Linked DNA regions of Homo sapiens: region 2 is linked to region 1. Evidence: chromatin loops called from intact Hi-C (ENCODE). Cell type or tissue: IMR-90. All regions are shown on one strand.

Evidence for each region. Hi-C counts contacts between places; a loop is a spot of excess contacts. Peaks named below come from ENCODE experiments on the same cell type or tissue, not always from the same donor. Only the 100,000 strongest peaks of a DNase experiment are listed, where the experiment ranks them.
Region 2: a loop joins it to region 1, with 5 times the contacts of the local background. A loop is called at or near these places in 1 of 110 quality-filtered maps.

The regions. Positions count from the first base shown.
Region 1 is chr6:169,452,636-169,456,635 of GRCh38, reverse strand. It overlaps a transcript of WDR27 not described here. Among named protein-coding and RNA genes, the nearest start is that of LINC02519, 66 kb to the right of the region's middle. In IMR-90, a CTCF peak has its summit at 1,923; a DNase peak (open chromatin) is centred at 1,915; H3K27ac peaks cover 1,542 bases.
Region 2 is chr6:169,510,296-169,514,295 of GRCh38, reverse strand. The region is part of intron 25 of WDR27 (WD repeat domain 27); the gene reads left to right. Among named protein-coding and RNA genes, the nearest start is that of LINC02519, 120 kb to the right of the region's middle. In IMR-90, a CTCF peak has its summit at 2,298 (motif pointing left); no DNase peak of the experiment used is centred here.

The sequences.
Region 1 (4,000 bases):
GAGGCAGGGCTCCAGAGGCTGCCTGTCCTGGGAATTGACTCTGCATGTATCAGACTCCTAAGATCCCAGGACCCCACGGTTATAAGATCCTAGAAGAATGAGGATGCTTCCAAGGCAATTCAAGATTCCAGATAACCTCAGCAGCCTGTGATGCCCCATGTGAGGACTCCTGGGACCAGCCGGAATGCCCTGATCTAGAGTGGTCTCTTTTATCCGTGAAACCAGGGAGCTGGGGGCTTTCATCCCACCCAGAGCTTCACCAGCCACCACTTGTCTCTATTTTCACAAGAGACGCAGTGTGCTGTGACCTCACCTTCTAAGAAATGTCACAGGGTTGACTTCCTGGGATCCTTACTGGAACTTTCACACATCGACCATAAATGTGCCTGCATTTTTCTCGTAATATTTTTGAGAAGCAAAAGTTTAGAATAACTCATTTTTATTTTTCCAATACTTAGAGTTACCTAAACATTTTAAAATATATTGTTTCCCCTTGGTTAAAATGAAATTTATTTAAAACTAGCTAAAAATAGATAAATAAAGCAGATGTAGAAAGCCCAGAGTCTTATTTAATATTCTTAATTTCAGTAAATCATTTAAAATTTTGACATACTGTTTCTGACACATATTGCTATGGTTTTTATATAAATTTTTCCAATGTCAAATGTGACTTTAAGAAAAAGAAATATAAAATTATTTAATCTAAATAATAATTGCTGAATAAATGTCAAAGAAGAAAACTCTAATATGTAAAATACCAAATCTATTAGAGACCTCTATCAGGGGAAGACTTAGGACAAAACAAACTTGGCAAAGCCACTGCTAGGAAGAGAGCTGTGTCAGGTTGCAGCATAAGAATAGCAGTATAAGTCCTCTGCCCATGAAGACTTTCTAGGAAGACAGCAGCCAGGAAAGCAGAGAACAAAGCCAGGGGGCATGGAGGGCAGGGCTCTGGTGTGGCCTCTGGCCTGGGGTGAAGGACTTGGCCACTGTAGACTCAAGAGGCTTCCCTGCCTGGTTCCGATCAGCAGTGCTCCCCACACCACTCAGAGGAGGAGTAGGTGGTGCTGTGAGTGGATGCCTTAGAGATCTGCCTTTCTAATGGTGGGATGTATCATGTTTATTTTTTATCTGTACTATTCTATCCATAATGAAATGTTCTGAAGTAGTGAACAGTGTGTTGTAACGTAAAACTGGTTGGTTGCTCTGCCTTCATCAAAAGGTAGTAATAAAAATAACATGTTTATGTAGAGCTTTTTAGTTTTCACTTGATTCCAATTCATCGTCTCATTGTTCTAATAGACCTGTGTGTTTGATAGGCATTGTTGTTATTCTTAGCCTCACTTTCCAAATACTTATCAAGAGCTGTGCCACAGAGAGAAGCCATGACATTCTGTCTTGGAAAATCCATTTAAAGGCATACTGCTCCCGTGCAAAGTCTGTCGACTTGATCAGGCTGAGAGGCCCTGGCCTTTTCCAAGGTCTGTGTGACGAGGACTGAGCCAGGCTTTCCAGCTGCACCTCACGCAGGACAGAGCAGCCAGGGTGTCCGGGAGGGCTCAGCTGCAGGCCAGGGCGCTCAGGTCTCAAGGAAAGTCCAGGTTCAGACACTAGGCCGGGTCGCCTGGTACCAGAGCCCGCAGTCTTTGCTCACCCATGCCCCAGGACAGCTTTCTTGATCTGTGGTGGTCCTGCTTCACCAACCGAGTGGACACAGGCTGGTGAGGAGCCCACGGCTGGGCACACACCTGTGGACAAGTGCTGTCCACCTGCAGCCCTGGCAGCCCAGCCATGGATGTGCAGGGGAGGAAGGATGAGCCCCGGCTCTGTCTAGCCTGCTGTCTCCGTGATTACAGGCTGTGAAGATTCCTTCTGGTGCTTGCGTGATAAGATGATTCATATCATGTGGCACATGTCATGGGGCTTGCACAACTTTGGCAAGTCCATGTTCTTTAGACAACAAAGCAAGAATGTGATCGTGGTCCCAAGTCTGGCCACCAAGGGGGGTGGTCTGAACATGCTGGAATAAACAATATCTGTTCGTTTTTGACATTCTGTTTAAGGCATTCTTTGCAGATGTGGGAGCTCATTCTTTTTCCTTAGCTTAAAGAAAACTGTGTGTATTTCAGACTTATTGAAGGAGGACGCCTGGGTGTTTTCAGAGTAAAGGTGCTGTTATCACTGTTTGGCAAATGATTGGCTACTTAATGGAGAAAAAGATAACCTGTGTGAGTCATGTACCCACATGCAGGTCAAGCAGCCTGGAGGAACCAGGTGGCAGCACCAACTCACCGTTTGACAGGACCACCAAGAAATCTTTCTCAGATACCTAGCAGATATCTCCGTGGTGATAAGACTAGACTGAGCCATACCCAATGACCAACATGCAAATGGTTTTGAATAGCAATTTCATATAGCTCACACAAATATGTTTTTCCAAAAAGGGAGCAGAATATAAAATCCTGCCTCCTCTCTTTTATTTCTCTCATTTCTTTTCTCCTTTCTGACAAAAATTTATTTAGTGCCAACTTTGATTCAGGTCGTCATTAGGAATAATGTAATCAATTTCTTTTTTTCTGTATGTTCCCAACTTAATTTTATTTTTACTGTTATTGTAGCATTAACATACTCTCAGAACACACTGCAGCTGCCAACCCAAAAGAGATGGTTCATGAAAGTATTGTGCACCATGGAGAGCTAATCCAAATTTTATTTTTTTGTCTGAGATAGTTCTCCAGTGGACAGCTGACAGTTAATGTTGGTGATCTGCTTTGTGTTTAGGTTATAAGTCCCTTGGGGTGTGAAATTACCTTAAGCTATGAAATTATCTTACATTTAATGAGCCCAAATTCTTACTAATCTGTATCATATTCAGTAACGTATTTGGACTTTTCAACAGAGAATTTAAGAAATGATACAATTTAATGCCTATTTTTGTCACATAAGAGGCCAAAGATTCCAGATGGTTAACATTTTAATTGAAGTTAACATGGAAGATAAATGAAACAAGCTTGACTGGTCAGTAGAAATTAGGTTCTCTGCAATTTTGAAGGTGAAGAGAAAATTGAACTGTCACTAACATGAGGACTTCAAAAGGAATAGTGGGACAACCCAGGAGAGAAAGCGTGGGACTCCCAGAGATGGAGGCTGAGGCAATGTGTCCCAGCATGTGAGCGGCAGGCTTGGATGTGGATTCCCTCCATGTAGCAACAGCACGAACCAGCCCTAGACTTACTCTTTTTTTTTTCCCAACGGATGACCTGGACATTCTGAAGTTGCATTAATAGCAAGTTTATATTCCTAATATAAATACATCTCCTCTGAGTCTTGGAAAATGGGATCAACTTAATTGTCTCCACATGTATGCTCTGGGGAGCCTGGTCCTCACTGAACCCCAGTTACAAAACCTACAGCAAATTTTTGTCCAGATCACTGTCCATCCAGCTTGCCGTGTTCTGGAGGAAGATGTTTTGTTTTATAGTTTGTGCTATAGTCATGAGAACAAGCAGCTTGTGTTCTATATCTTCTTACTTTTTGAAGCAAGTGTGCTGGGTACTGTTCACGCTGATCAGCCCTAGGCCTGGGGGCCGTGCCCTTGCAGCCACTCTGAAGCCAGTGCCCAGCCTTGTGCCTGGGAGACCAGGGAGGCTGGGGAGGGAGGCCGGGGAAGCTGACTGCACGGCAGCTGAGGTCACAGCTGCTTGTGGAGAGAAGCTTCAAGTTGACATCACTGTGAGCTAAAACCGTGGCTACCCTCCGGATAACAAAGCAAGCTATTGGCAGGAAGAAAGGGAAAATTACGAAAATTAAACAAGGCAAGCATTAATGCCATATTGCCTTTTCTCTCTGAAATGCAAGATTTGGCAAAGCCAATTTCCACATTTGGCCGTGGCCTCTCAGGCTTCTGTGCCATCCCCGTGGAACGTGGTGCTGATCCTGGGTCTCCCCTCTCCAGCCCTGGCTTTGTCCACTTTGCCCCTCCTGGGCTCCGCCTTGCCCT
Region 2 (4,000 bases), 58 kb before region 1:
GAAAGGAAATAATTTATAATAATTTATGTATACTGGTTATAGCTATTTGTTCTATTATTTGAACTAAAATCCTTTGTTTGAAAAAAGATGTAAACTACCATATCTATATATGTATATGTGTATGTATATAAGAATAATATATATATTCTTACAATAGTCTTGTTAGTTTTTTGTTGTGGAGGTGTGGTTTTTATTGTTTCCTCTCTTCATCCATCCTGAAATAACGTGAACCTTATCCAGACTTGGAATCAGTCAGCAATCAATGTAGATTGCCAGCTGCTATTCCCTTTTGCTCTAATTGTATGTCCCGCAGTTCTGAGATAAGAGCTAAAGCCCACTGTGCAATGCCATGTCTTTCAGTGGCTCTGTTCTACAGAAGTGCTGCTTTTTCCTCCTGTACTGTCTAGAGCTTTAATGCTGTGAGTAATGACAGCAGAGACATTTTCTCTTTAGGGCTGTGCCCATGTCTATTGGCACAGGGATTGGCAGAGGTAGACAGTCTATGTTAAACAAGTGAATGACTGACCACAGTTTCCAGCACATGTTGCTGTTTATAAGTAATTACTTATAAATAAACACATTGTTTATAAGTAATTACTTATAAATAAACACATTGTTTATAAGTAATTACTTATAAATAAACACATTGTTTATAAGTAATTACTGCATAGAATGTTCTGTTCCGAGACTCTCCTACTTAGTGCCTGGTTGTTTTCTGGAAGTTACTGCCTTTGAATCCATGTAAATGTGTCAACATGGATAAATGAGACCTACTTCAGTTTATACAACTCCCCAAAATTTTGAATTAGGGAATGAACACTGGGGCTCTGAATCTAGAATTTTGAAACATGGCTGCAAATCCTTCAACACTTCTTTCCTCGAGAGGTGGGCATCTGTGTTCCCTCCCCTTAAGCCTGGGCGTCCCGGGACCACTCTGACCAATTGTGCATGGCAGGAAGGAGGCTGTACAATTTCCAGGGCCAAGCCATAGAAACAGATACAGCTTCTAGTAATACTTTGTTTGCCAGAACATTCTCTCTTGGAAACTGAGCTGCACTGTGAGGGGCCCACCTCACTGAGGCCACCATGCTGGAGACTGTCTAGGTGCCCCCAGAAATTCCTGCTGAGCCCGCCCCCAACCAAGCACCACAGGGTGACTGCTGTCAGCACAACACGAAACAGAAGACTCACCCACAAAACAGTGAAATATCAGAAAATGGTTATTATTTTAAACCACTAAGTTTGAGAGTAGTTTATGGTGCAACAATAAGTAACTGGAACGTTTAGAAAAAAATTTTTTAATGTATTCTTTATTTCGTGAAAGTATATTTTCTTAAGCAGTGTCCGTCTCCTTTAGAGTTGGTGGTGATCTCATACATGTTTTGGCATCACTGTTCTATTAGCCTTAGTTTTCTATGTGTTTTCTATCTTCACAGATTTTCTTTTAACATGAAAACACTGCTTCAGAACTACTAGCCATGAACTATTTTTTCACATTCTTTCTTGAAACGTCAAACATGACTTTCTTTTAATACAAAATCAAAGGTGATTCAAGCCATTACCTCTACTATCTAAAGAGGTAAAACTAGACAAAGTTTCTATTGCATTCTAATGTTAAAATGTTCACATTTGCAGCATTTAAACAGCCTTTAAATAACATCATTAAAATCTAGCTTATGTGTGGTTTAGAAAGCCAGTAGGATTGACTTATGATCTCTCAGTAGCTCTTACTAAACATTTTCTTGCTTTGCTAATCTTAGACTCCTCTAGAGTAAAGTAGCTAAATGAATTAACATTACAAATTAAAGTTCCCATTGGGCTTATCGTTGTATTTCTATTTTGTAGGCTTGATTTAAAATTTAATTTAATTTTTGGTCATTCTAGGATAAAGAACCCTTTAAAAATTGTAAGTTAAATTTTATTTAGGAATCAACTTAAATTACACTTAGACATAAAGTTGAAATGACATTTCATTATTTCAAATCAAAGTATTGGATTTTTGAAAAGTAAAAAAGCTCTTCTTTGGTATATTAACAATAGTTTATTACATTTCCAAGACATCTAGGTATAAAATTTCTAGACTTGGTAAGAAAACACTATAAAATTATAATTTTGCAAATTACAAGCTATTACAATTTGTAGGGCAATCTAAAAAATATATTTTGTCAGTTTGACTTCTCTTTTCTATTTGAAAGGAAATAATTTATAATAATTTATGTATACTGGTTATAGCTATTTGTTCTATTATTTGAACTAAAATCCTTTGTTTGAAAAAAGATGTACACTGCCATCTGCAGATACATGAGTGTGACAGCCTGTATTTGGATGAAAGTCCTTACTGAGACCCTTGCTTCCCCAATCATTACATTTTATAAAGACTCCACTTTCCTTTTAGGAAAGCAGTAAACCAATGGCCATGGATTTTATTGTTTAAAGATTATAAAACAGTAAATTATCCATTCACCCATCTATCCATCAATTTTTTATGAATGATAAAACCATATAAAATGATGGCAGATATGAATAGTAGCTGAAGATATTAAGTATAATTTGGGTACTCAGATATTATCTAGAGCAAGAGTTGGCAAATATTTTTTTTTTGTAAAAGGCCAAATAGTAAATATTTTAGGCTTTGTGGATCAGGAAGGAAAACTGAGGATATTATGTATGTACTTAGAGAATAAGAAAGAACACAAGTTTATGCAGTCTTTTCATAGGCAACATTGAAAATATACTAATAAAAACTGAGTGTAATTTTCTTATAATACAGATCTATGATTAAGAGAATGAAATTATATTTTGGGGGGAAGGCAACACTTTATTTGGGGTTCAAAGTTAGCATTCCCTAACATCAAAATTAATTGCAAATATTAATCTGTTAGTGCTGATCTGTAATGAAATTTCACATATTTCATGTTTGAAAACGTCTCTTCACACAAATAGGTACTGCCAAACATACAAATCCATAAGTATTTGATTTTAATGGAACATATTTATTGTTTGATAAACATTCAGAGAATGGTATTAGATTTTACACTTGATATTTGCCTGTTAAGATCTTATTACATTGCAGAATAATCACTTTCAATGGAAGGTTACACAAAGGCTCCTCAAAGGCAGCTAAATGGATTTTGAAATGTGGAAATTGCCTTTGTTTTTGTATCAAAGTCTGAAACACACTACTGGAACTGGAACTGTGGCTTGAGATTGAGAAATGTTTCTGCTTTAATTGTGTGTGGGAATGGCTACCTTGCTGCTTCTTGTAACTTTTGACAGGATGAGCAATGTATAAAGCTGCTGATGTTGCTTGTGATTCAAACGTTAGTTGTCACCAAAATTAGTTTACCTCAGGAAAAGTTTTGCATATATATTTTTTTTGCCTTGTAATCTTAGGTTGAATTCACTAAGAAATAGTATCAAGCAATTCCATTGTCATTTAGAGTTTGATAAAAATGGAGGAAGAAATTGTTCTCATTCAGAAAACTTTGTCTTTTTTTTGTCTTTTTTTATTATTATTATACTTTAAGTTTTAGGATACATGTGCACAACGTGCAGGTTTGTTACATATGTATACATGTGCCATGTTGGTGTGCTGCACCCATTAACTCGTCATTTAGCATTAGGTATATCTCCTAATGCTATCCTTCCCCCCTCCCCCCACCCCACAACAGTCCCCAGTGTGTGATATTCCCCTTCCTGTGTCCATGTGTTCTCATTGTTCAATTCCCACCTATGGGTGAGAACATGCGGTGTTTGGTTTTTTGTCCTTGCGATAGTTTGCTGAGAATGATGGTTCCCAGCTTCATCCATGTCCCTACAAAGGACATGAACTCATCATTTTTTATGGCTGCATAGTATTCCATGGTGTATATGTGCCACATTTTCTTAATCCAGTCTATCATTGTTGGATATTTGGGTTGGTTCCAAGTCTTTGCTATTGTGAATAGTGCCACAATAAACATACGTGTGCATGTGTCTTTAGAGCAGCATGATTTAGAAT